Linked DNA regions of Homo sapiens: region 2 is linked to region 1. Evidence: read pairs that join two places in POLR2A ChIA-PET (ENCODE). Cell type or tissue: GM12878. All regions are shown on one strand. Links, peaks and the distances in the headings refer to the core of each region. The heading gives the core; the rest is flanking DNA. Region 1 overlaps RAB3B (RAB3B, member RAS oncogene family). Region 2 overlaps NRDC (nardilysin convertase).

Region 1 (17,680 bases), core at 4,704-12,703:
CTTCAAAAAATACAAAAATTAGCTGGGCATGGTGGCATGCTCCTGTAGTCCCAGCTAGTTGGGAGGCTAATGTGGGAGGATCACTTGAGGCCAGGAGGTGGAGGTTGCAGTGAGCTGAGATTGCACACTGCACATCAGCCTGGGTGACAGAGTGGGACCTTGCCTCAAAAAAAAAAAAAAATTCAAATTCTGTCTTGACCAAAGCCTGTGCATTTTCAACACAGCCTAAAGTCCAACCTGATTTGTATTCTTGATTCTCTTTAGCCCCCAAGATCCTCTGCAGCCTCCCAATACAGGAAGTCCTCTAACCATGTCTAAGGCTTCCAGGGACCAACAATCTCCCCTCCACCAGAGCATAAGATTGGAAATCACCTAGAAAGCTTAAATGAAATCACATGTGATCCAACACACACTCTTCATTTCTTCGTAAAGTTTTCCACACGGTCGTCACACATGCCACATTCATTTCTGCTCTATATCTCTGTTCATGCTACTCTCTGCCACAATACACCCTCTCCCAGCTTCTCTGCTTGTCTTGACCATCAGATTTTTGGATTTTAGGGTTAAAAGGAAACCTTAGAAGTCATTCAATCCATCCTCTCACTTAAAATAGGAATTCCTTCCACAACATCCTTGTATTGAGTGCTTCCAACTTGGACACCCACCCCCTCACAAAGCAGCCATTCCACTGATGGACAGTTCTGATTATTAGAACATTTCTTCCTTTCGTTGAGCTGAAATCTACATACAGTAATTTCTACCCACTGATTTAATACTGTTCTCTGGAGACACAAAGAATAAATCTAATTCTTTACTCATGTGGCAGCCCTCCAAATATTCAAATCCTTACACTTCCTTAACTCTTACAGTTTACAATGTTTTTTTCTTATTATCTCAGTTTATTCCCTGAGAAACCCTGTGAGAGAAGGACCAATATCTCTGTTCTATAAAAACGGCAACTTAGGCTTGAAGAGGTGAATGACAGGAAATCATGAAAACGGGCTTAAATAAAACCAGGTCTTCTGTCTCCCAACAGACCATCCTCTTTCACAAGGCTACTTCACTGATTTAAATCTCTTGTCACAGGGGCCTTGACTATTAGCAGAACAGCCAGAGAAGAGTGAAGGGAACTTGAAACCAGGTGAAGGAAGATGTTTAGCCATTGAGGGGATAGTACTGCTATCTTCAACTATTTAAAGTGCCTAAAGGCACTTCTCTTTTCCTTTCTTTCAAATCTTCACTTGGTACTGATTCTGTGCCAAGCATTGGTTAGGTCCTGAAGACAAACAGATGAATACAAGCCGGTACTTGCTTAAAGTCTACAGTGTCTGTTACCATAGGAGGTAAACATGTATTGGGTGGGGGTTCTGAAGCGGAAGAGGCCCATTCCCAGAGAGCCTTCCTAGTGCCCTTCCCTGAGGTAATGCTCTCTCTTCAGAGCTCAGCTCAGCAAAGAAGCTGACCATCCTGGAAAAGTCACATGCTCCAATTATATGCTTTCCTGGCACCATGAGCTTCTCCTTTGTACCACTCACTCCCACTGTAATTTTGTATTTATTTGTGTAATTATTTGATTAAGGTCTGTCTCCCTTGCCAAACTACCAGTGCCACAAGAACAGGATGTCTGGTTTTGCTTACTATTGCATCTCCAGTGCATGCCACAGCACCTGGAACACAGGGCCAGAGTGTTCCAATAAATATTTGTTGAAAGGATAAATGTATGGGGGTGTCTGTAACAATTTGGATAGAGCACACAGAATGTCAGATGGTCCTTTGGAAAAATCCAAACCTTCCCATCTCCGTCTGCTGGCCTCCCAAAGCCTACAAGATGGAGTCCAAGCTTCTCAGTAGATAAAGACCCTTCAGGATCTAGCTCAGGCTTCCCTGCTAGTTCCTTTCCTGTCATTCCTTAACTGAAACAGTGAGCTCCAGTTTTTGCCTTAACTACTTGTGGTTTCCCAAACACGCAGCTCCTTCGCACCCCTGGGCCTTTGCATATGCTGATCTTTGCCTGGAATGCCCTTGCGTTCTATAATTCACAAACATATTCAAAGGTCACATCCTCTGAAGTTTTCCCTAACTTTCTTTCCCCACTAATTCCTCCCCTGCCCTTTAAATGTTTGCCATTACACCGGCACAGGATTTTTCTCAGTCACTTTGCCAGGCTCACAGAAGGAGACACCCCATCAACTCTGGCCCTCAGGGCTGCAACTGAGGGCAAGCTTCCAGCACAAATCCCGTGGCCACTGCAACCGCACCTTCGGCCCCTGGAGGGAGGGGATGTGTGAGTGAGCAAGTGCAGGGTCCAGCCAGCCATTCCGAGTGCTGACATGAGAGCAGGCTTTGTGAGGGGCTTGTGGCTTGACCAGGCATGTCACCCCAAGGGGAAGGTGGCAGTGCCCAGGCAGGGGTGCCTGCAACCCCAAAGCTCCAGAGGGGTGTTACAGTGTGCTAATTAGCTCTTGCAGCCCCATCAGCAGCAGCCCAACAGACAGTGGCATGCTAACAGCTCAGTCAGCTCCTTGCTCCACTCTAGCCCACAGCTCCGGGACTGGCTTGGCCCCACCACTGCTTCTGTCGCACGGGGTGGCTGCCTTCCACCAGTGGAGGGCAGGGGGCCACAGTGCCACAGCCTTTTGGGTACTTGCATTCAGAGGGTCCTAAGCTCTTGTCCCACATCCAAGAAGAATGAGGTCACATTGACAACTGTAGGGTGATGAGGGTGGAGAATTTTATTGAGTGACGAAACAGCTCTCAGTAGAGAGGGATCAGGAATGTGGGGTCTCTCACCCAAAGTCAAGTCATCTCTCCCAGTGTGGCTGAGTCTGGGGTATTTTTAGGCACAGGACAGGTGAGGGGTGGGCCATGAGTACTACTGGAAAAGGCAACATTTAATTGGTTAAAAAGCATTATTCAAAAAGAACCAACCAGGAAAGGGTGGGCAAACAGGAACACAAGTTCTCACTCTGGGTCATGGGTTTCATCCAGAACCAGCAGCAGTCCAGGCTGTTTTTGGCTTGAAGGTGGGGTTTCATCAGGGACCTGTCCCTATCTGCCTAGGCATTTGTCTGCCTCCTGCTGCTATCAATATCACTGTACACATCACATTTGTTATAGTTACCAGTTTGTTTTTCTGTCTCCTCTTTCAGGCTATGAGCACCCTAAAATCAAGTCATACTTAGCTAACTATTAGGCCCTCAACTATAGCACCTGCCACATACTAGGAACTTAAAAGAATGCTAGCAAAAGAAACTCAAGGGCTGACTGTGCTGAAAAGGGAAAGCTCATTTAGAACTTCAGGATTGGTTGGAATAGGGTCTGTGAGCTCATACATATCACCTCCTTTTTCTGGGCACTTTCCATGTCATAGACAAAGGGAGGCCCAGAGCAGTGACAACTTGAGAGGTCACACAAAAAGTGAGAGGTTATCTCTGGGGTCTTCATCCCTGGGTCGTGCCCTGTTGCCTGTGCATTCCTCCAGCCAGACTCCTCTCTCTTCCCGTCTTCAATCCAGGCAAGATTAGTGGATGGGGATGATGAGCACCAGGGAGGCAGGTAATGAGAACTTTCAAGCTAGCTTTCCCCCATGCGCTACCCTCCGACCCACAGCTGCTCAGCTCCAAGTGCTTTGTTTTTCTGCAGCAGCTGAGAGCTGAGACATTATGTCCCATGGGAATGGAAGGAAACTGGAAGGGGAGAGCTCTTTAGGAAGGAAAGAGCAGTTCAATAGAGCTTGGGAGACACAGAGGACTGAAAGTGGTAAAAATGGTCCTTTGGAGCTAGCTTAATATTATAGCTATCCGTCCTCAGCCATATAGACCACATTATAGAGCACCCTACAGTTTACAAGTACTTTTATTACATCATCTTACAGGAGCCTGACAATGATTCTGTGATGCAGACTTTTTTTTTTTTTTTTAACAATTTCAACTTTTGTTTTAGGTTCAGGAGGTAAATGTATAGGTTTGTTACATGGGTATACTGCATGATGCTGAGGTTTGGGGTATGACTGATCCCATTACCCAGGTAATGAGCATAGTACCCAATGGGCAGTTTTGCAGCCCTTGTCCCCAATGCAGACATTTTAGAACCAGAAGAAATCAATCTTAAAGTTCATCCAGTCTGACTCCTTTCTTTTACAGATAGAAAAACTGAGACCTAGACACTCAGTGACTTTCCCAAGGCCACATAGCTCTTTATTTTTAGGCTCAACCAGGACTCAAATTCAAATATTCTGACTCTACATCCAGTGCTCTTTCTAGCCCACCATGTGTCATTGTCACTACTGATTTACAGGTAATAAAAATGGAGTCAGCCAGGTGCAGTCACTCATGCCTGTAATCCCAGCTGAGGTGGGAGAATTGCTTGAGCCCTGGAGTTGGAGACCAGCCTGGGCAACAAAGTGAGACTGTGTTTCTACAAAAAATCAAAAAATTAGCTGGGCATGGTGGCCTACACCTGTGGTCCCTCAGCTACTCAGGAGCCTGAGATGGAAGAATCACTTGAGCCTAGGAGATGGGGGCTGCAGTGAGCCATAGACATGCCACTGCACTCCAGCCTGGGTGACAGAGCAAGACAATGTCTCAAAAAAATAAATAAGTAAATTGGAGTCCAAGAACACTTAGGTAGCAACTGGTTAGGTCCTTGAGGGCAGAGGGTAGAAAAGAAGTCACTGGAATCCAGGATTAAGGATTCTAAAGCGCCTCCCTGCCCTCTGTAATCCTATCTAATCTTTGAGGTCCAGGTCAAAGTGCACCTTTTTTGGGAAGTCCTTCAGGACCCTGTCTAAATTCATCACCATTGCTTCTGGCCTTCCACAGAATGTACTTGGACCTTTATTTTAGTGACAGCAGAGCACAGGCCATTAAAGACAGAAAGCCCTTATGAGAGTAATTAATTCCACATATATTCACTGATCTTAGCCTGTGCCATGTGTGATCCCTATCCTCAGAACACTCACAGTCTAGTGGGAAAGTTAGACACATGTGAATCCTATGAGAGGTGTACATACCCATTTCACAGATGGGAAACAGGACCCCAGAGAGATGAATGCCCTGTATTCTTATTTTTGGCATTGGTCTCTCACACAAAGCCCTCAAATACTCTAAACTCAAAAACACTCATGGATATAGCTATTGATTTCCATGATTTCCACCAAGATAAAGGCACTACTTTTTACTTCAAGTGGATTAGCTGAAGGTCATAGGGCTTCCTTGCATTGTTCCTCAATGTATGTGGCATATCTTAGGTATTCAATAAATATTTTTAATGAATAGATCATAGCACCTATATCAGGAATTTGCTTCCACTCTCACCTATATCTCTCATTTAGACTGGAGGAGGGGCTGTGCCTTATTGTTTCTGTACCCTCAGTGTCTAATGCAATACTTGGCACCTGGAAGGTACTCCATAAATACTGAATGAACAAAGGAATGAATAAATGAATAAAGGAATGAACAAAGGAATGAATAAATGAAGAAAAAAGATAAAAATGAAGAAAAATGAAAATAAAAGAAGGATGGGTAATATAACCTTTTTGTTGCCCTAAATTAAAAACATGACATCACCCCCAAACACACCCCTTTTCTGGAAACTCCCTCTTTCCTCAGCTTCTGTGAAGTTTCTCTTCCCCTGTTCTCTCCCTTCAGCTCTGCCGGTTCCTGCTGTGTCTCCTACACTGGCTCCTTATCCTCCCCTGGGCCCTCACTTTCAAGTTTCAGATGGAAATTTCCAACTGTCTGCTGGGCATCTCCACTTAGCCTGAAACCATCCAACATGTATATGGTTGACTATTAATTATGACCTATTTCATTTGTGTCTTCTCCAGCTATTAAGCCCTTATGAGTACCCCACACGCATCTGGGCATATAGCAGTATTCTAAAGATGCCTGCAGAATGAACCATCATTCATAATATCCCAGTGCTTTGGCATGGACAAATTTAGCATCAGAGTTGCCAATCCATTTCCTCATCACTCTTTTTGCCTCCAAATTGACATCAGCACCATTCACAGCATTCTGAGAAGTCTCTCTGGGGAATTTACTTCATATGCCACCTGCTGTACCCTTTATGTGACTCACCCAACTCCCCTTTGAGACAGGAAAATGTGGGGAGAGAAGTGAGGTGGAAGAGAGCCAGGAGGAAAAAAAGAAGCATGAAACATGATTATACTTAATACATCCCCAGATCACAGCAAGCAAAAGGAAATGAACAGAGTCAGGCCTTGTGCTGAGAAATTGCAGGTGATAAAAGTAAGACTCTTGTCAAAAGACAATTCACAAAAACTAATGGTAGGCCAGGCACGGTGGCTTGCTCCTGTAATCCCAGCACTTTGGGAGGCCAAGGCGGGCAGATCATCTGAGTTCAGGAGTTCGAGACCAGCCTGACCAACATACTAACACGTCTCTACTAAAAATACAAAAATTAGCTGAGTGCAGTGGCGCACGCCTGTAGTCCCAGCTTCTTGGGAGGCTGAGGTAGGAGAATCACTTGAAGCTGGGAGGTGGAGGTTGCAGTGAGCCAAGGTCGTGCCACTGCACTCCAGCCTGGATGACACAGCAAGACTCCATCTTAAAAACAAAAAACTAAAAAATACCTAATGGTTAATAAATATACAGATGATTTATTCGATAAATAATCAAAGAAATGCAATTGAAATTATGAGATACTTTTTTAACCTACTGAATTAGCTAAACTAAAATTAAGATAACATTCAGTGTTCACAAAGGTAAAGTAAAATAGGAATTTCACTACCGAGAATCTGTCTAAAGGAAATCATCTGAAACCTAGGAAAAGTTTTACACACAGGGATAATCACTGCAACATTATTGATAACAGCTCCAAATTGGAAAGTAGTTGAATGTCAAACAATGGGGGGAAACTGAGCTTTGAGAGGCCAGAGAATGGGCCTCACTCTTTTACCACTGTTGAGAGTGCCTGACACGTGGTAAGTGCAACAAATATTGCTGGATGAATGAATGAATGGATATGGTTCATCTTTTGTATAAAGTACAATGAACTCATCAAAAACATATAAAGATTTTCTAACAATGTTAGCTACGCTTATGTTATAATGCTATGTTTAATAAAATTGAATATATAATCTGACCTCAACTATGTTAAAAATTCATAGAGAAGAAACTGGAAAGGAACCAACCACCAACCCAAATGTCAGTAACATTTTCTTCTTTATGCTTGGCTGTGATTTCAAAATATGTTTTAAATAAGCATATATTAACTTATACATTTAAGAAAAAAACTAAATCCTTAGTAAGCACTGGCAGTTGCTATTCTTATTATTATTACCAGTCCAGGGAGAAGGAAGTATAGGAAAAGCATGTGAACCAACCATGAGTGGATCACTGTTGTAGCTGGAGGACAGAGTTCATGTACTACTTATTCTCCCTACTCGAGTGTGTGTTTGAAATTTTCCATAATAAAATAGCTTAAAAAAATAGAGAAGCCTGAAACAGCACAGCATCTGGGGAGAAAGCAAGCAGTTCCATTTTCAATGGTTTGTAAAATACCATATTTCATAGATTCTCAGATGTCCACTTTTTCACATTTTAATATCTTTAAAAAAGGATGTATCTTAGAATTGATAGCATCTTAGATTCCTGGAAACATAGTACTTAAAATAGTAGACAGGAGAGGAAGTAGGAAGTGAGGCTGTAGCTAGATCACGGAGGTCTTGAATGCCAGGTCAAGGTGCTTGGATGTCGTCCTGACGAGAACAGAAAGCCACTGAAGGGTTTAGTGTGTCCAACATAGGGCCTATCACCCGGAAGACATTCAGTTAGTGTGTGCTAAATAGTAAGGCCACTGAGGATCAGGTCACTGCTGCTTCTGCCAAAGGCCAGGGGGCGTTGACCTTTATGAGCGAAGTTTGAGGCCTTGCCCTCCCTCTCCTTCTTGTCATCTCATGAGTTCCAGTTCTCTCCCGTTTTGCAGGGCAGAATCATTGGGTTGTATATTAAGGTGATTTTTCTCCCTCTAATCCCCCAATTACTTCTATTTTCCTGAAAACAATAAATATTTCTCCAGAAGCTGAGCCAACACCATAGCCGATGTGAATGCCCACAGCCCTGGGTTCTACAGCACCCTCTGACATGACATTCCAAAGCCAAAACCTTGGCTTGGCACCTGGCCCAGGGACTTACTCTTACTTACTCTTTTTTTTCTTAGACAGAGTCTCCCTCTGTCTCCCAGGCTGGAGTGCAGTGGCGCAATCTTGGCTCACTGCAATCTCTGCCTCCCGGGTTCAAGCGATTCTCCTGCCTGAGCCTCCTGAGTAGCTGCGATTACAGGTATGTGTCACCACACCCAGCTACCCAGCTAATGTTTATGTTTTTAGTAGAGACAGGGTTTTACCATGTTGGCCAGGCTGGTCTCAAACTCCCGACCTCAAGTGATCCGCCAGCCTCAGCCTCCCAGAGTGCTAGAATTACAGGCATAAGCCACTGCGCCTGGCCCCAGGGACCTATTTCTGAACTCATTTCCAAATGGAGACACAAGGAGTTAACATATACAGAGCAGGCAAGAGGAGTTCAGAGACTTAACTAGATAGAGAAATCAGGAGTCCAGGATCCCCATCCTACCCTGGGCTGTTTTCCCTCTGGTCTCATAGCTGCTTTCTTTCAGGAGTTGGCCCAAGTCACCATAGCAGACGAGTCCCCTGAGGATCATTTGCATACAGGTGGCAGAGTGTTCTAAAAATAGGATCAACACTCATCTCCACAAAGCAAATGCCTTGAAATTTATTTACAAGGGACAGGGGACAAACATCTGAGGAGCGAGGAAGAGCCTGTCAGAGGCAGCCTGACAATGAATGGCAAGGGAGCCACACAGCTGTAAGGCTGGGAGGCAGGAGGCCTGGGTATGGTTTAATCCTACCACTAACTTGCTTTGTGGGCTTATGAATACTGTGCACCCTGCGCCTTGGATTCTCCTCTTTAAATAGGGATATTAGACTAGATTACTTTTTTAAGGCCCCTTCTAGCTCTAAGGAGTCAGGATAAATAGTAATAATTGTTATAATCAAATAATAATAATTGTTAACACGAATTGAGTACTTACTAAGTGTCAAGCACTGTGACAAGCACTTTTCATGCACTACTTCATCAGTCTTCATAACCAGCTCTTTGGAGTAAGACAAATAAACTGAGAGGCACAGGGAGGTTAAGTACTTGCCCAGGTTAGCAAATGTCAGAGCTGGGAGTTTAACCCCTAAGTTATACTGCCTGCTAGGATGCTAAACTTATCCCTGGTTTTCTAACCTAACAATTTCACTGCCTTCAGCTCTTGCCACCCCTCTCCATTCTTTTCTCCTCAGGTTCTGACCAACCTGGACAACTCCATAGGCCCCAAACATTGTGTTCCTCTAAGTCTCAGTGCTTTGCTCATGCTGCACCCTCTGCCTGGATCAGCCTTTTCCCCTTCCCTGCCAAGGCAGTCGCTAATTACCATTCCAATTCAGCTCAAATGCTTCCTCCTGTATGACTCGCATTTCCTCCCATACCCACAGGCAGAAATAATGACTGGCTGCCATTTGTTTAGACGGGCTGTGCCAGGCACTGTGCTAATTCTTACAACTTTCTGAGCGAGGTCCCATTTTCATACTTATTTTACAGATAAAGTAATGAGATTCAGAGATTAAACACCTTGCCTGAAGCCATACAGCTGGTAAAAGACCCGAGCCAGAAAGTCAAACTTCACAGCCTTCCTAACTTCTCTTCTATCCTCTCTCCAATGAAACTGTGTATATGAATTGCCAACGTGCTTGTCTTTCCACCAGACTATAAAATCTTCTAGTGGTTTTTATGTAAAGTCTATATAAACTCTTTTCATGGTTTTGTCTGTTTGTTCTTGAGTGATCAAATGAACTGCTGGGAGATAATCTGTAGCAGCACAACTGGTGGAAAACTTAGGCTAGAGTCAGGACCAAACCAGGAGGAAGAAAAAAACGGTGCAGGCCCTCACTCTGTCGATCTTTTCCTGCCACTTTAAATCCCTATGGGAACAAGACAAAAATATATTTTAACAATATTCCCTGCACTTTGGCACCCACTTCTGTCCTTATCACATCCTCCAAGAAGCCTCTTAAAATTACCCTCATTCTCATCCTCCCCCCTTAATTTTAGTGTTCCTTCAGCACTTATGTGTCATTTCATTAAACACTGTAAGCACTTAATGAACAGACAGTGTGAAGGGCAGCAGAAAGAGTATGGATTTTGGGGTCAAGCAAATTCTAGCTTTGCCACTTCTTGGCATGTGACCTTGGACCAGTTGCTGTCTTTGACTTTCTGAGCTGCAGATCTGTTAACTGCAAAACAGGTTTCATAATAATATCCTTTTCTTGGTATTGTTGGGAGGATAAAGTAAGATAAGTGTTGTGACAGTGTGTTGGTAAAGTTCTGTATAAACAGTCGTGTTCATTTAATTTACTGTTTGCCCTCAGTAATCTGCTGCTCTTCCCCCTGGTGTCAACACCCAGAATGGGCCTCAGATTCCTGGTGAGCTAGAGCTGTAGGAAAGTGAGAGGAGGGAGGAGCCCAAGAAAGCAGGGCTAGGAACCACCTGAGCAAACTTCCGCTGGAAGGAAATTAAAGGGCTAATTAAGCCTCCGTTGGTGGTAAATTTCCAAGCCAGCCTTTGGGCTCAATCAGTTGACACGGCAACACACCGGTGGGGGAGGCCGGTATCCTGAGAGGACATATTCTCTCCTCACAAAATGGCACCTCGTGGCAGCCTGAACACAGGGTCCAACCTCAGAATTGCCACCAATTTTCTCTATCTTCCCTTTCTCTTCTCTCTTACCTTCCTTATCTCTTCCTCCCCATGTTCTAGCTGAAGAACCTGAGGGGTTCAGCCAGGCACAGAGGAGGCTGGGATGTCCTGGGATGGCTCTAGTACAGCATTTAATTGTTGACTGAGGTTAGGTGTCACTTTTTATATGCAGAAGTAGGGTCCAGTAGGAAGATCCCAGGCAAGGGAATGAGTCCCAAAAGCCTGCATTCAGGGCCCACTTAGTCCATTTGTCAACTTTAATAAAGTACAACCCTTTACCCTCTGGGCCTCAGTTTCCTCAAGTGTATAATGAGGATGACAAGACCTCCTCTTGTGATCAAATGAGATCTCATATGTATCAGATGATCAGACTGGACTGGTGTCCACAGTGGTGCTGAGAGGAAAGCCGGTAAGAAAGTGGCATACTCGGCCGGGCGCGGTGGCTCATGCCTGTAATCCTAGCACTTTGGGAGGCCGAGGTGGGCAGATCACCTGAGGTCAGGAGTTCGAGACCAGCCTGACCAACATGGAGAAACCCTGTCTCTACTAAAAATACAACATTAGCCGGGCGTGGAGGCGCATGCCTGTAATCCCAGTTACTCGGGAGGCTGAGGCAGGAGAATCACTTGAACCCGGGAGGCGGAGGTTGCGGTGAGCCGAGATTGCGCCATTGCACTCCAGCCTGGGCGACAAGAGCAAAAACTCAGTCTCAAAAAAAAAAAAAAGAAAAGAAAGTGGCCTACTCATTCTAGAGAGGCTAACCCAAGAGGAGCCTCAGACCTCCCAGCCACTGAGGGGCAGAACTGATAGGGGTGGGGGTGGCACAAAACTTGATCTGAGGCCAAGAGAGAGATCAGGCACTGCAAGTGCAGAGAGAAGAGATAGCCTCAACTTTGAGAGGTATACAGCCTTAGCTTGAGCACTCACTTTCATTTTGCCAGTCTTTGTTAAACCCTTACTATTGGCAAGGCCCTGTGCCTGGTGCTGGAGCTGTAGACCCGAGTCAGACCCGGTCCCTGCCCTCAGGGAGCATGCAGTCTGGGAGGAAGACAGGTGAGTTCCAGACACATGCAATACAGCTGGTTAGTATGGAAAGTTAAGGAGGGTCCTTAACTGCCACTGAGTTGCGGGGAGGTGGGTCATCAAAGGTTTCCCAGAAGAGATGATACTTGAACTGAGTCTTCAAAGTCAAATGGGAGTTTGCTGATAGAAAATGGGGGAGGAGGCCAGGTGCAGTGGCTCATGCCTGTAATCTCAGCACTTTAGGAGGCCTCGGCAGGAGGATCACTTGAGCCCAGGAGTTCAAGGCAGCCTGTGCAAAAAACTGAGACCCTGTCTCTATAAAAAAATTAGCCGGGTGTGGTGGCACATACCTAGGGTCCCATCCACTCTGGAGGCTGTGGTGGGAGGACGGCTTGAGCCCAGGAGGTCGAGGCTGCAGTGAGCCATGTTCACACCACTGCACTCCAGCCTGGCTGACAAAGCAAGACCCTATTCCAAAAAAAGGAAGAGAAACAAAAAGGAAATGTGGGTAGAGGGGGAATCTCTAGAGAGGAGGAAACAACCTGGGCAAGGCAAGGAGTGAAAAAGTGCATCCCGACTCCCAGCCCAGAAGAGCCTAAGGAGACACGACAATTCAGATCAGTTGTGTTCTAGATGGGATCCTGGGACAGAAAAGGAGTAGTAGGTAAAATCTAAGGAAAGTGGAATAAACTAGGGATGTTAGCTAATAATAGTATATCGATATTGGTTAATTATAACAAATGTACCATACTAATGTACGATGGTAATAACAGGGAAAACCAGGTGTCGGGTAAATGGGAACTCTCCATACTATCTTTGCAATTCTGTAAATCTGAAACTGTTCTAAAAAATAAAGGTTTTGTTTTTTTAAAACTGCATCCTGTGGTTGGGTTGGGGGTTTAGAGTACACGTGGGTGGTGCATGGACTGCCTGAAGGGTGAAGATGGGGTTGGGGAGGCAGAAAGGGCCAAGAATGTGTTGAGGGGGATGCAGGAGAGCCCCCCTGGATTTTAGGCACTGGAGTGACAGCGATTATGGAGGGCAAGCCTGAGGGCAGGGAGTGCCACCGGGCAGCTGCAGTCCAAGGGGGAGAACAGGAATCTAAGGTAGGAAAGGGCAAAGGAGAGAGCTAGGCTCACAGTCTGCTCTCAATAAATGTTTATGGAACAGAACTGACCAGGGGATGCGTTCAAGAGAAATTGGGGAAATAGAATGGATATTTCTCATGAACAATCAGATGAATATGACAAGAGCAGAGAGGAGTAAAGGATGACCCTTAGTTTTGAGCTGGGGGCAGTAGTGGGGCACTCAAGAGAGGGGGCACTGTATCCCCTGGGACCTGCCCTCCCAGCCATCTGGGCCTCAGCACAGAGCCCCTGCGTCATTAGCACAGAGCTGACAGACTTCACAGAGGAAGGTGAGAAGCACAGGAGCACAGACAGGATAAGAGTTTCCAGCTGTCGCCTGGCAACCCAAGGTGTGGGGCAATGGTGTTGGGCAACGGTGTGGGGGAAGGAGGATTCTGCAGAAGGAAGGGATTATAAATCCTCAGTTGAATGGCCTCCCCCATCCCACCCCTGTCCTTAGCAACACATCAGGCAGGTTCCAAGCAGGCTAGGAGAATCTCCAGCCTTAGATGGCAACTGGACGTCTTCAGGGGCAGAGCACTGCTGCTCTCTCCATCCATTGAAAATGGGAGTAAAAGGGCCACAACTCACAACTAATTTCTCTGTTGATGACTCCGCCTTGTAAGTCCTGTGGCTCGCAATCTTAAAGTGGTGGTAACCCTAAGATCAGTCACAGTAGTACAGCATAATAGAAACCTCATGAGCTAATCCTGGCTCTCCCCTTCACTGTATGACTTTGGGTAAGTTTATTTAGCACCTAATATGTTACAGGCTCCATGCTAGATCCTTTCCCTATATGATCTCATTCAATCTTTACTACAACACTAAGAAGTAGGCATTAATATTCTTCTATTTTACAGCTGAGGAAACAGAGGTTCAGAGACATTACTTATCACACTGCTGGTACCATGTGTTCATTCCACCTACACCACAGCTGAAGTAATTAAGCCCCCAACCACTCCTTTCACCCTATGCCCAGAACATGCAGCAGCTTCTTCAGAGACCACTACATTCAGTGCCAAGTCACTTAATTACATACCTATACACTGGTGTTGCTCAATCTTGGATGCCCATTAGACTCCCCTGTGAAGTTGTAGTGGGACAGAGAGAGAGGAGGGCTGGTAGAAAAGGAGGGGAGCTGGTAACTAAAAGGTGATAGTTTGCAACAGATAACACCTCCGTTTCTGAGAGTGTTTGTTTGGAGGTTCTGATTTTTAGCTGTGACGTTGACTCTCAACCACCTGTGAGGTCCCTGGGGTACCACAGGGCAGTGGAAAGAGTGGGGAAGGCAGTTTGGTGTGAAAAGAACACTCTGGTGGCAAACATCCCTAATTTTGAGTCCCAGATGTGCTATTTTCCAGGCTTGGTAAGATTTGGTCAAGTCCCTTAACTTCTCTGAGTCTCAGTTTCCTCATCTGTTCTGGGCACCATCACTGTGATAATTATAAGGGAAAAACTGCAAGTAAAGCACCTGTAAAGTATGTAATTGCTGCCCAAAAATTGTAATTATTAACAATTTCACCATTTACAGAGTGCTTTACCTATGTGAAGATATAACAAGGGGTTCAAAACTCCATACATGGGTTTTGAAGACAGTCAGACCTTTATTTTTATTTTTATTTTTTTTGAGACAGTCTCGCTCTGTCACCCAGGCTGGAGTGAAGTGGGGCGATCTCGGCTCACTGCAACCTCCGCCTCCTGAACTTAAGTGATTCTCCTGCCTCAGCCTCCCAAGTGGCTGGGACTACAGGTGTCAGCCACCAAGCCCCGCTAAATTTTTGTATTTTTAGTAGAGACAGGGTTTCACCATGTTGGCAAGGCCGGTCTCAAACACCTGACCTCAAATGATCCACTTGCCTTGGCCTCCCAAAGTGCTGGGATTACAGGCATGAACCACTGCACCCAGACTGAAGCCAGATAGACCCTGATTCAAATCTGGACTCTGCCACTTACTATTTGTGTGAACTTGAGACAGCCATCTAACTCCTCTGGACCTCAGTTTACTTCTCTGTAAAATGGGGATAATAACAGCACCTAGTTCACAGGGTTAGTGTCAGGATGAAATCAGTTCATAAAAGCACTGAGCACAGTGCTGGCATGAAAGCCCGTGCCACTGTCAGCTCACATCAGCTTTGTGGGAGATAGTATTAGTCCCATTTACAGGTGAAGGTCTAAATGAAAGCTGCTGTTCATTGCCACAATTATTGATGTGTGAAGTCAAGAGGGATGCCAGGCATTCAGAATAAGAATGGCACTTTTGCCAGACTCTGGGCCTCTAAATGCAGGGATCAAAAGGAAGCAGGGATCCTCCCACACACGCCACACAACCACTGTCTGTCCTGGGACCACCTGTCTGCTTTATAATTTGTTTTGTATTCTCTTTATCCCTCTGTTCATGTCAATTATGGCAAGAAGCCCATGTCTCCAAAGCCATCCCTGATCACTGGACTCCAATTGCCATATAGCTCAGTACATCATCATCTTTTCTAACACTGTCTCCTCCCCTCCCCACTGAAACCTTTCTCTGAGTCTTCTGAAATTCAGTCAGTCATCAGAAAAATCTATTTTTGCTCAGCCTCTCATCCGAACGTTTCTTTTACCTCCTTGCTGTAATCAAAGCCCGGCTCTCCCTGAGGACATGGCTTCTCCTAAAGCCTCTAAATTGTTGCTCACTTCCTCTCTCATCACCCTTGAATCAGCGGGCTGGAGGTGGGATAGATGTTGTTGCTTCTCACCCCTGCTTTCATATCACTCTCTTTCCCTCCTTCAAAAAAACAAAACAAAACACCTCCAGCTTTCAATATCATGAGATTATACCACCCACTTATCCCTCTACTGGCCAGTGAACAGCTTCTGCTTCACTGTTACTCTCTCCATAATTCTTGGTGATTTCAATATCCACATAGATGAGGCTTCCATCACCTTGGACTCTCATTTCCTTGAATGCTTCTCCTCCAGTGATATTGATCTCTGACCCCACCTCAGTAACTCACTCTCACAGTCATATCCTGGACCTTATCATTACCAATAGTAATTTCAAGCCTCTCATACTCAGACCACTATGCTCTTTCCAGCTCACTCCTTGTAGATTCCCAGCATCAACAGTCTTCTTTCCCTACCACCTTTTCACTGTCCTTCATCCCTTGTGTTGTTACCTCCCTCTTGGCCCAACTTGAATTCTAAGGTCAATCATGACAACAGCCTCCCTTCACATGCCCCTGACTCCCCAGGCCCTCTTGCTTTGTTATACTCAGCAAAACCACACTTTACTTAAAGTCAACTCTTTGCCTATTCTATGCCTTTATCCTCAGAGCAAAACATGGCTGGAGAAAAACACACAACCATGCTTCAAATTCATGAGCTGATGAATTTAAATTTATGATCACTAATTTCAAATGAAGTCTTAATGCTAATCAGCAATCAAATTACATTTCCACAGTCTATTCACTCTCCCACCTTCCTAAATGACATTCTCCTCTCTCTTCGACTCTCCAAACTTCCTCCCTCATCTTCACTCTCCACTGATGACCTTGCTTCATCAGAAAATTGTACTTAAGAGAACTCGAACCAGCACATGGAACCCCAAGCTGCACCTGTGCCCAAACCCTCTGCTTTCTCCCCTGGGAATGTAGGTGCACAGTCTGTGCTCCTACCAAGGACTCACCCTCTGCATGTAATCCTATCCCCTCTCCCCAGTTCAAGGATATTGTCCCAGCAGTTCTCCTTTGTTTCCAAATCATCAGCTTTGTATTTTTGTTTCTTTGTTGGCTTGCTTTGTTGATCTCTATTCAATTGTTCTACCACCATACGAACGTGCTGCTACTTCTCAAATCTTAAAAAAACAAAAACCTCTTCTGATTCACTTCCCCATTCACCTTCAGCTACCACCCCAATTGTCTCCTTTTCTTTAGAGCAAACATCCTTCAAAGTGCTGTGTCATACTTGGTGTCTCCAATTTCTCTTCTGCCATTTTTACCAGGCTTTCACCCCTCCTACTCCACCAAAACAACTTGTATCAAGGTTATCAATGTACTCTATGTTGCTAAATACAGCAGTCAATCCTCAGTTCCCATATTCATAACCTAGCAGCCATATTTGACACAGTTGATCTCTCCTTCCTCTGAAAAACTATCTTCACTTGGCTGCCAGGACACCACACATTCTCATTTCAGTTGCTCTTTTTCAGTCTCCTTTCCCGATTCTCCCTCATCTTCCCAACACCTTGGTGTTGGAATGTCTCCGGGCTCAGTCTGTGAACCTTTTCTTCTTCCTGCCTTCACTCTTTCCCTTGTTAATCTTATTTGGTCTCATCATTTAAAATACTACTTGCTAACATATACATGCAGACTCATTTATCCAACTGCTTATTCCATATCTCTACTTGGTTATCTAACGGGTATCTCCAACTTAGCATAACCAAACTGAATCCCCAACTCTCTCTCTCTAAACCCTGTTCTTCCTGCAGTCTTCCCCATCTCAGTTAGAGGAATCTCCAAACTTCTAGTCGCTCAGCCCAAACCCTCAGCAACATCCTTGACTTCTCTCCTTCTTTCTCTCTCCACATCTAATTCAATATTCAGTATTTTCAACATACATGCAAAATCTGACTACTCTCACTACTACCGCTACTACCTCCCTAGTTCAAGCCACCATCATTCCCAGCCTCAATTGTTACAAATCCTAACTGGTTCTCCCTGCTTCTGCACTTTGCTCTTCATAATTTATTCTTGAAACAGGCATAACTC
Region 2 (8,000 bases), core at 1-8,000, 88 kb before region 1:
TTCAATATTAATATATTGGCGGTACCTAGCTATGTGGAAAGACATTTTCAAAGATAAGGTATGTAAAATCTCATTACAAATCAGATTTAACAGATGAACTGACTGATGAACACTTAATTTTGATCCCAATAAAGCAAAATGTTATCCCAATAAAAACAATTCCATCATTCTTACTAGTAGAACTGTATTACCAAAAAACATACTATATTTTGAACTTCATAAAAATTTTCACCAAAAATTTGCAGAAATTTGTTTTCTTTTTTGATATACAAGTACTTACTTAATATCCTCAATTTCACCTCCTGACTGACAAAGCCCAAAGTATTTATTAGCTAGAACTTTTACAGAAAATATTTGGTGATCTCTGGGATTTATACTTTTTTAAAAGTATGACTGGACAACTGGTTATCCATATTTTTTTTTAAATAGTAATAAAATTAGATTTTTGCCAGGCATGGTGGCTCACACCTATAATCCCAGAACTTTGGGAGGACAAGGAGGGCAGATCACTTGAGGCCAGGACTTCGAGACCAGCCTGGCCAACATGGTAAAACCCTGTCTCTGCTAAAAATACAAAAATTAGCCAGGCGTGGTGGTGCATGCCTGTAGTTCCAGCTACTCAGGAGGCTGAGGTGGGAGTCGCTTGAACCCGGGAGGCAGAGGTTGCAGTGAGCTGAGATCATGCCACTGCACCCCACCCTGGGTGATGGAGTGAGACCTGGTCTTAAAAAAAAAAAAAAAAATTAGATTTCTTAATGTAAAAAACTATAATAAAATTTTTAGAATAAGATACAAAAAGTGCAAACCATAAAAGATCAATAACTGATTCAATGTTTGACTTTATAAACAAGGAGCAAACATAAGCTATGGACTTAGAGAATACATTTGCAACTCATATAATCGACAAAAAATTAGCATTCAAAATAAAATGAATTTTTACAAGTCAAATTTATAAAAAGAAAAAACAACCCAATAGAAAAGCAGGCAATTTATAAAAGGAGAAATCCTGATGTCTACAAACTATGAAATAATGTCTGATCTTATTAGTAATAAGGGGAAATACAAATTTTTTAAGTTTTTCGTTTTGTTTTTTTTTTTTGAGACGGAGTCTCGCTCTGTCACCCAGGTTAGAGTGCAATGGCGTGATCATGGCTCATGCAACCTCCGCCTCCCCGGGTTCAAGCGATACTCCCACCTCAGCCTCCCGAGTAGCCAGGATTACAGGCACCCATGATCATGCCTGGCTAATTTACTATTTTTGTAGAGATGGGGTTTCACCATGTTGGCCAGGCTGGTCTTGCACTCCTGACCTCAGGTGATTCGCCCACCTTGGCTTCCCAAAGTGCTGGAATTACAGGCATGTGCCACTGCGCCCAGCCTAAAAAGATTTTTTAAGAAAGAAAAATATAGGCTGATCTGAATTCAGTGGTATTCACAACTAAATGATGCCTTCTCCACTCCCACTGCTTCACTTGACTAACCTTTAAAAAAAAGTGAGAAATACAATTTTCCACAGATAGTAATTTTTTTTAAAACCTAACAATATCGACCAAGCATGATAGCTCACGCCTGTATTCCCAGCACTTTGGGAGGCCAAGAGGGCGGATCAGGAGGTCAGGAGAACGAGACCATCCTGGCCAACATGGTGAGACCCCATCTCTACTAAATATACAAAAAAAAAAAAAATTAGCTGGGCATGGTGGCAGGCACCTGTAGTTTCAGCTACTCAGGAGGCTGAGGCAGAAGAATTACTAGAACCCAGGAGGCAGAGGTTGCAGTGAGCCAAGATTTTGCCACTGCACAGCCTGGGCGACAGAGCAAGACTCCATCTCAAAAAAAAAAAGAAAAATTTCTTAAAATTAGCTGGGCGTGGTGGCAGTCCCAGCCACTCCAGAGGCTGAGGCAGGAGGGCCCCTTGAGCCCAGGACTTCTAGGTTACAGTAAGCTATGATTTCACCACTGCACTCCAGCCTGGATAACAGAGTGAGACCTTATCTTTAAAAAAAAGAAAAGAAAAAAACTAACAGTATCAATAACTGCTAAAAATGTAAGAACGTAAAGAAGCAGGAACTCTCATGTTCTATTGGTGTCAATGTAAAAAAGCACAACCCATTAGAAGAGTACTAATGGCAATATCTAGTGAGGTTAAAAATGAGTATGCCCAGTCATTTCACTTATAGGTATCATTTCACTCATAGGTATGTGCCCTAGATAAATTCTCAAACGTGTGCACAAGGAACCATATACAGTCCTCTGAAATGCTAGAAACAACTTAAATGAAAAACAAAAAGAAAAAAGCTAAATTGTGGCATAGTCATAAAACAAAATATAACAGAAAACTGTAACCAAATGACAATAGGAAAATAGATAATAACGATGTATTCATCAACAAAATATTAAACATTGGTTAACACAAATAACTAGAATTACACTTATTGACATGGATAAATCTCAAAAGCAATGTTAAACCAAAAAAAAAAAAAGATTATGAGACATCTAATGTGATACCTTTCTATTTCTATAATGCTTTAAAACATGCAAAAACAATGATATATACTGTTTAAAAAGTATGTTTAATAAAAAGTATACAACTATAGATAGAACTAGTACGGTATATACATGAAATTTAGATAGTGGTTAACACTGAAAAAAGAAGGCAGAGAAGGTAATGGGAAGAGGCAATATAAAGAGGGCTTCAGCTGTTATCTGTAAGGTTTTGTTTCTATATATATGTATGTTTTATATATACATATATGCCATATATATTCAAAGACAGAGTCTCAGTCTGTCGCTCAGGCTGCAGCACAATGATGCGATCATAGCTTACTGTAACCTCAAACTCCTGGGCTCCTGCAATACTCCTGCCTCAGCCTACCAAAGCACTGGGATTACAGGCATCATGAGCCACTGTGCCCAGCCTAAACATTATGTTTTGATCCAGACAAAAAGCAAGAAATAAAGTAACCAAAAAAAAAGACTGAAAAGTATATCCTTATGTAACAAGCCAAAGGAGAAAAGGAAGAAGACAGAAATGGAAGCAAGACTTTAAAACAGGCACTATTCTAGGCACTGGCGATATAAGCAGTAAACAAAACTAATTCCTTGCCCTTGTGATGAAACATTCCAGTGCAAGAGAAAGACAATGCACAAGTAAATTTATGTCAAATGACAATAAGTGCTATAAAAAAAAAGAGTAAGAAAAAACATGGAGGTAGGAAAACAAAATTTATTTTATACAGGCTGATATTTAAAGTCATGAGACCGGACAACATACAGAGTAAGGGTAGATGAGAAGTCTGAAAATTGAGCCCTAGATAATCCAAAATTTAGAAGTCAGGGAAATAAGAAGAGATCTGTGAATAAGCAGGAAGAGAACTATGAACAGTGGTGACCTGAAAGTCAACTGATCAAAGCATTTCAAGAAGAATGGTGAACTATGCAGTATGATGCTGATAGGTTGAGTAAGATAACTTGAGAATTGACTAATGTAAAGATATTGGTGACCTTGAACTAGCTATTTCAGTGTAACAATAGTGGCAGAAGTCTACTCTGAGTGAGCTTACAGAATAATGGAAACAGATGAATTACAAACTGCAAGTACAGATAACTCAACAAGTTTTGCTACAGTTACCAGAGAAACTGAATAGCTAGAAGGACATAGCTCCAAGGGGATAAAGAATAAAGAAATTTTCTCTCCTGAAGATGGAAACAATTACAGCATATTTGTATGCTCCCGGGGATGATCCAGTAAAAGACAAACTGATGATGCAGGATGGAAGGAGAACAATTGCTGGAATAATTAGTGGAACATAAAAGGTGTAAGGAGATGGGATCCAGTACACAACTGGAGAGTAGAGATAAGGTCTTAGGAGTACAGACTATTCATTTATTACTAACAGAAGAGAAGGTATGCAAAGACTCAAAGAAACAAATTCTCTCCCTTCAAAAAATTCAACATAATAGCGTGGAAAGACAAGTAATAACTACAAAAATATGAAATCGCTTGGAAAAAAAACATTGCTAGAGGGCCACACAAGAGTCACTAACTACATGTGGGAAGGGACGATTGAAAGAAAACAGAAAAGAGAGGAGATACTCATGCATGAATTCAAAAGGCAAATATGACCAAAGAAAACATGTGCCAAGAAAAGAAGCACAAAATAGCACAACAGAAGATGAAGATGAAGATAGAACGTTAAGAACAAAATAGAAGGCCTTGGACATTACCTGCCATTATGAGAAGTTTGTTAGAAGGAATAAAATGAGAGAATACAATCCATTTATACTCTAATTACTGCTTAGTACCTCCTCAGTAATGTATTTTCATAGAATAGCACTTAAATCTATCATGTAGTAACAGTACTGTCTGGCTGGGCACAGTGGTTCATGCCCGTAATTCCAGCACTTTGGGAGATGAAGGCAGGAGGATCACTTGACTCTAGGATCCAGGAATTCGAGACCAGGCTGGGTAGCATGAGGAAACCCCATCTCTACAAAAATTAGCCAGGTGTGGTGGTGCGTGCCTGTCGTCCCAGCTACTCAAGGAGGCTGAAGTGGGAGGATCACTTGAGCCTGGGAGGTGGAGGTTGCAGTGACCTGAGATCACACCACTGCACTGCATCCTGAGAGGGAGTGAGCCACCACCTCAAAAAATAAAATAAGGCATTGAAATTATTTAAAATGTTACCAGTGGTTAATGCAGGGTAGAATAATTATGGAGAATTCTCTCTTTTTGAGATAGGGTCTCACTCTGTTGCCCACACTGGAGTGTACCGGTGTGATCATGGCTCACTACAACCTCAAACTCTTGTGCTCAAGCCATCCTCCTACCTCAGCCTTCCAAGTAGCTGGGACCACACCAGCTTGGTGGTGCACACCACCAAGCCCAGCTAATTTTTTAATTTTTTGTAGAGGTAGGGTCTTGTTTTGTTACCCAGGCTGGCCTCAAACTCATGATCTCCAGCGATCCTCCTGCCTTGACTTAAGATGCTGGGATTACAGGCATGAACCAGCGCGCCCAGCCAGGAATTCTTAAATTTTCTTTTTATCTAAAGTTCCTTCCCTGTGATGACCACATAATACTTCTTTATTGTTATTTAACACTTATCTTCTTGTAATTACTAAAAAATAAATAAAACAAAAGTCAAATCTCTCCTTCCTTTCCCCAGAGAAATGAGCTTGCTGAATACCATCCCTAATCGTTTCTGTACATATATATGAATACGTGAAAAACTATAATTTAAGTAAACATATAACAGTAATGTTTTTTCCTTTTAAAAATGGAATTATACATTTTGTTTTGCCACTAGTTTTCATTCAACAATAAATCAGAGAAGATCTCTCTATTTCAACATATAAAATCACCTATCCTTTTTTATAGCTATGTATTATTTTCATTGTAAAACTGTAACATAATTTAATCTTTATTCAACCAATGGAAAATAAAGTTGTACCAACTTTTTACTACTACAAAAAATGCTACAAAGCCAGCTTTATTCATGGCCTTATCCAATATATAAACAGTAATAGCTAACATTTGAGTGCTTACTATGCCAAGCACAAGCTTCCACACAAAATATACAATATCAGCATACGCATTTGTAGTATTTGTATCATTTGCACTTCTGTAACCTGTCCATATTCATTTTCTCTGAAAATCAATTGCTTTAAAACTGGCCAAAATACACTTAAAAAAATTTTTTTAAGAGATGGAGGGATCTCATTTTGTTGCCCAGGCTGGTCTTGAACTACTGGGCTCAAGCCATCCTCCCATCTCAGCCTCCCAAGTAGCTGGGATTACAAGTATGTGCCACTGTGCCCAGCTTCAGAATACAATTTTAATCTAAGAAATTTCTGGCAAAATATCCCCATGAGTTCTGTGAAAATGCCTGGCATGTAAGCACTCATACATTCATACATTCTACAAATATTATTTGAGAACCTAAAATGTACTGGACCTTGAGTGAATAAAACAGACATGATCTCCGTACTCACGGGCATTTAGCCTAGCAAACATTTAAAGTGAATTAAGTGGAAAGCAAAAAGAAAAGTGAAGAGGGGAACACATCAGCTACAGAAAGACTAGTACCATTTGTGTCAACACAACTGACACAATTATAACTGACTCTTAAGCCAGTCTTCCACATCCTATAGATTTAAACTACTGCTTTATTCTTAAAATACTGCTTTACTTTTATCATTTTCATGCTCAAGAACCCACAAATTTTCTTAGTATTTACCACGTATACACTTCACCCATTTTCTACATTAGCTATTTCAAACCTTCACACTCAAGGCTTCCCCTATGCATCCCACTATTTCCCTTAGAGTTCCCCAGAGGACCACCTAAGTACATTTCAATGACTACTTTACAAATAAGAGGGGAAAGTCACCCTTTCAAGTTTTCACTGCCTGCATCCATACTCGTTACTTCCTTCACTTTAAGTGAAGATATTTTCTCGTCTCTCTAAAATGAGCCTCTCTGGGTATGTTCTTAAGATTAATCCTGTCACCTCACAACTATCTAAGAATCTATTATTATTATGAATACAGACAGTATTAATAATTAGTAATTAATAATTACTAATACTGACAGTATTATTACTAATACAGACAGTAATCTATTACTGTCTGTATCTTCAACTTCTCTACTGATTCTTTTTTTCTCAAGCAAGACATGCTCACCTCTTATTCATCTTGAAAAAAACTCTCTCTTGCTACAATGCACTGTTTTTATCCTAAAATCTCCTCTCATCCCTTCCCCTTTAAAACCAAACAATGTGTACCTCATCATTCAAAATTTCTCACTCTTGGCCGGGCGTGGTGCCTCAGGCCTGCAATCCCAGCACTTTGGGAGGCTGAGACAGGTGGATCACCTGAGGTCAGGAGTTCAAAACCAGCCTGGCCAAGATGATGAAATCCCCTCTCTACTAAAAATACAAAAATAAGCTGGGCATGGCGGCACATGCCTGTAACCCCAGCTGCTTTGGAGGCTGAGGCACGAGAATTGCTTGAACTCGGGAAGTGGAAGTTGCAGTGAGCCAAGATCACACCACTGCACTCCAGCCTGGGTGACAGAGCAAGACTCCATCTCAGTCAATCAATTTCTCACTCTCCATTCATCCTTAACTCACTACAACCTGGTTTCTGCCTCCATACCATTCCTTTGAAACTGCTTTCACCAGTAATAATTTCTCGAGTCTCCAAAAGGGATTCAGTCCTAGTACTGCTTGACCTCTCAGTTTTATCTATCATCACTCCTTGCTTCAAGAATTCTCCTCCACTGGTTCATTAAAAAAAAAAAAAAAAAAAAAAAAAAAAAAGCCACTATCACCTGCTTCCCAACTGCTCCTTTTCAATTTCAATTGTTTATAGGTTGCTCTTCTTCTGTGTCCTTATGAAGATCCTTAGCCTTAGAGACATTAGTTAACTTGCTAAAGGTCACATAACCAGTAGACAGCAAGCTAGAAACACAAATGACAAAACAAAAAGTCATACTTTACATATCCCTATTCTAGCACCTATTATATTTAATGCATTTCAGTTTCAGTATCTGCTCCCTGACTCTCCTACAGCAGATCATAAGCTTCTTAAAAGCAAAAGAGCTTTTACCATCATTCAGTTCTTTAAAAACAGGGCGTTTTTGTTTGTTTTTTGGTTTTCTTTTTGAGACAGTCTGGTTCTGTTGCCCAGCCTAGAGTGCAGTGGGCGCGATCTTGACTCACTGCAACCTCTGCCTCCCGGGTTCAAGCGATTCTCCTGCCTCAGCCTCCCCAGTATCTGGGATTACAGGCATCCGCCACCACACCCAGCTAATTTTTGTATTTTAGTAGAGACAGGGTTTCACCATGTTGGCCAGGTAGGTCTCCAACTCCTGACCTCACGTGATCCACCAGCCTCAGCCTCCCAAAGTGCTGGGATTACAGGCGTGAGCCACGGCGCCCAGTCAGAAAAACAGAGAGTTTTTTGTTCTGGTTTTGTTTTTTTGAGACAGAGGCAGG

What was found. Peaks named below come from ENCODE experiments on the same cell type or tissue, not always from the same donor. Only the 100,000 strongest peaks of a DNase experiment are listed, where the experiment ranks them.
Region 2: POLR2A ChIA-PET joins it to region 1 with 5 read pairs; 4 of 35 experiments call an interaction of 5 or more read pairs at or near these places.

Annotation. Positions count from the first base shown.
Region 1 is chr1:51,947,229-51,964,908 of GRCh38, forward strand. All of the region lies in intron 2 of RAB3B (RAB3B, member RAS oncogene family), which reads right to left. Among named protein-coding and RNA genes, the nearest start is that of RAB3B, 35 kb to the right of the region's middle. RefSeq lists an enhancer at 5,757-5,816. In GM12878, for the core only: no CTCF peak of the experiment used is centred there; DNase peaks (open chromatin) are centred at 5,993, 8,713, 9,142 and 9,464; H3K27ac peaks cover 546 bases.
Region 2 is chr1:51,864,224-51,872,223 of GRCh38, forward strand. The region is part of intron 1 of NRDC (nardilysin convertase); the gene reads right to left. Among named protein-coding and RNA genes, the nearest start is that of NRDC, 11 kb to the right of the region's middle. In GM12878, for the core only: no CTCF peak of the experiment used is centred there; no DNase peak of the experiment used is centred there.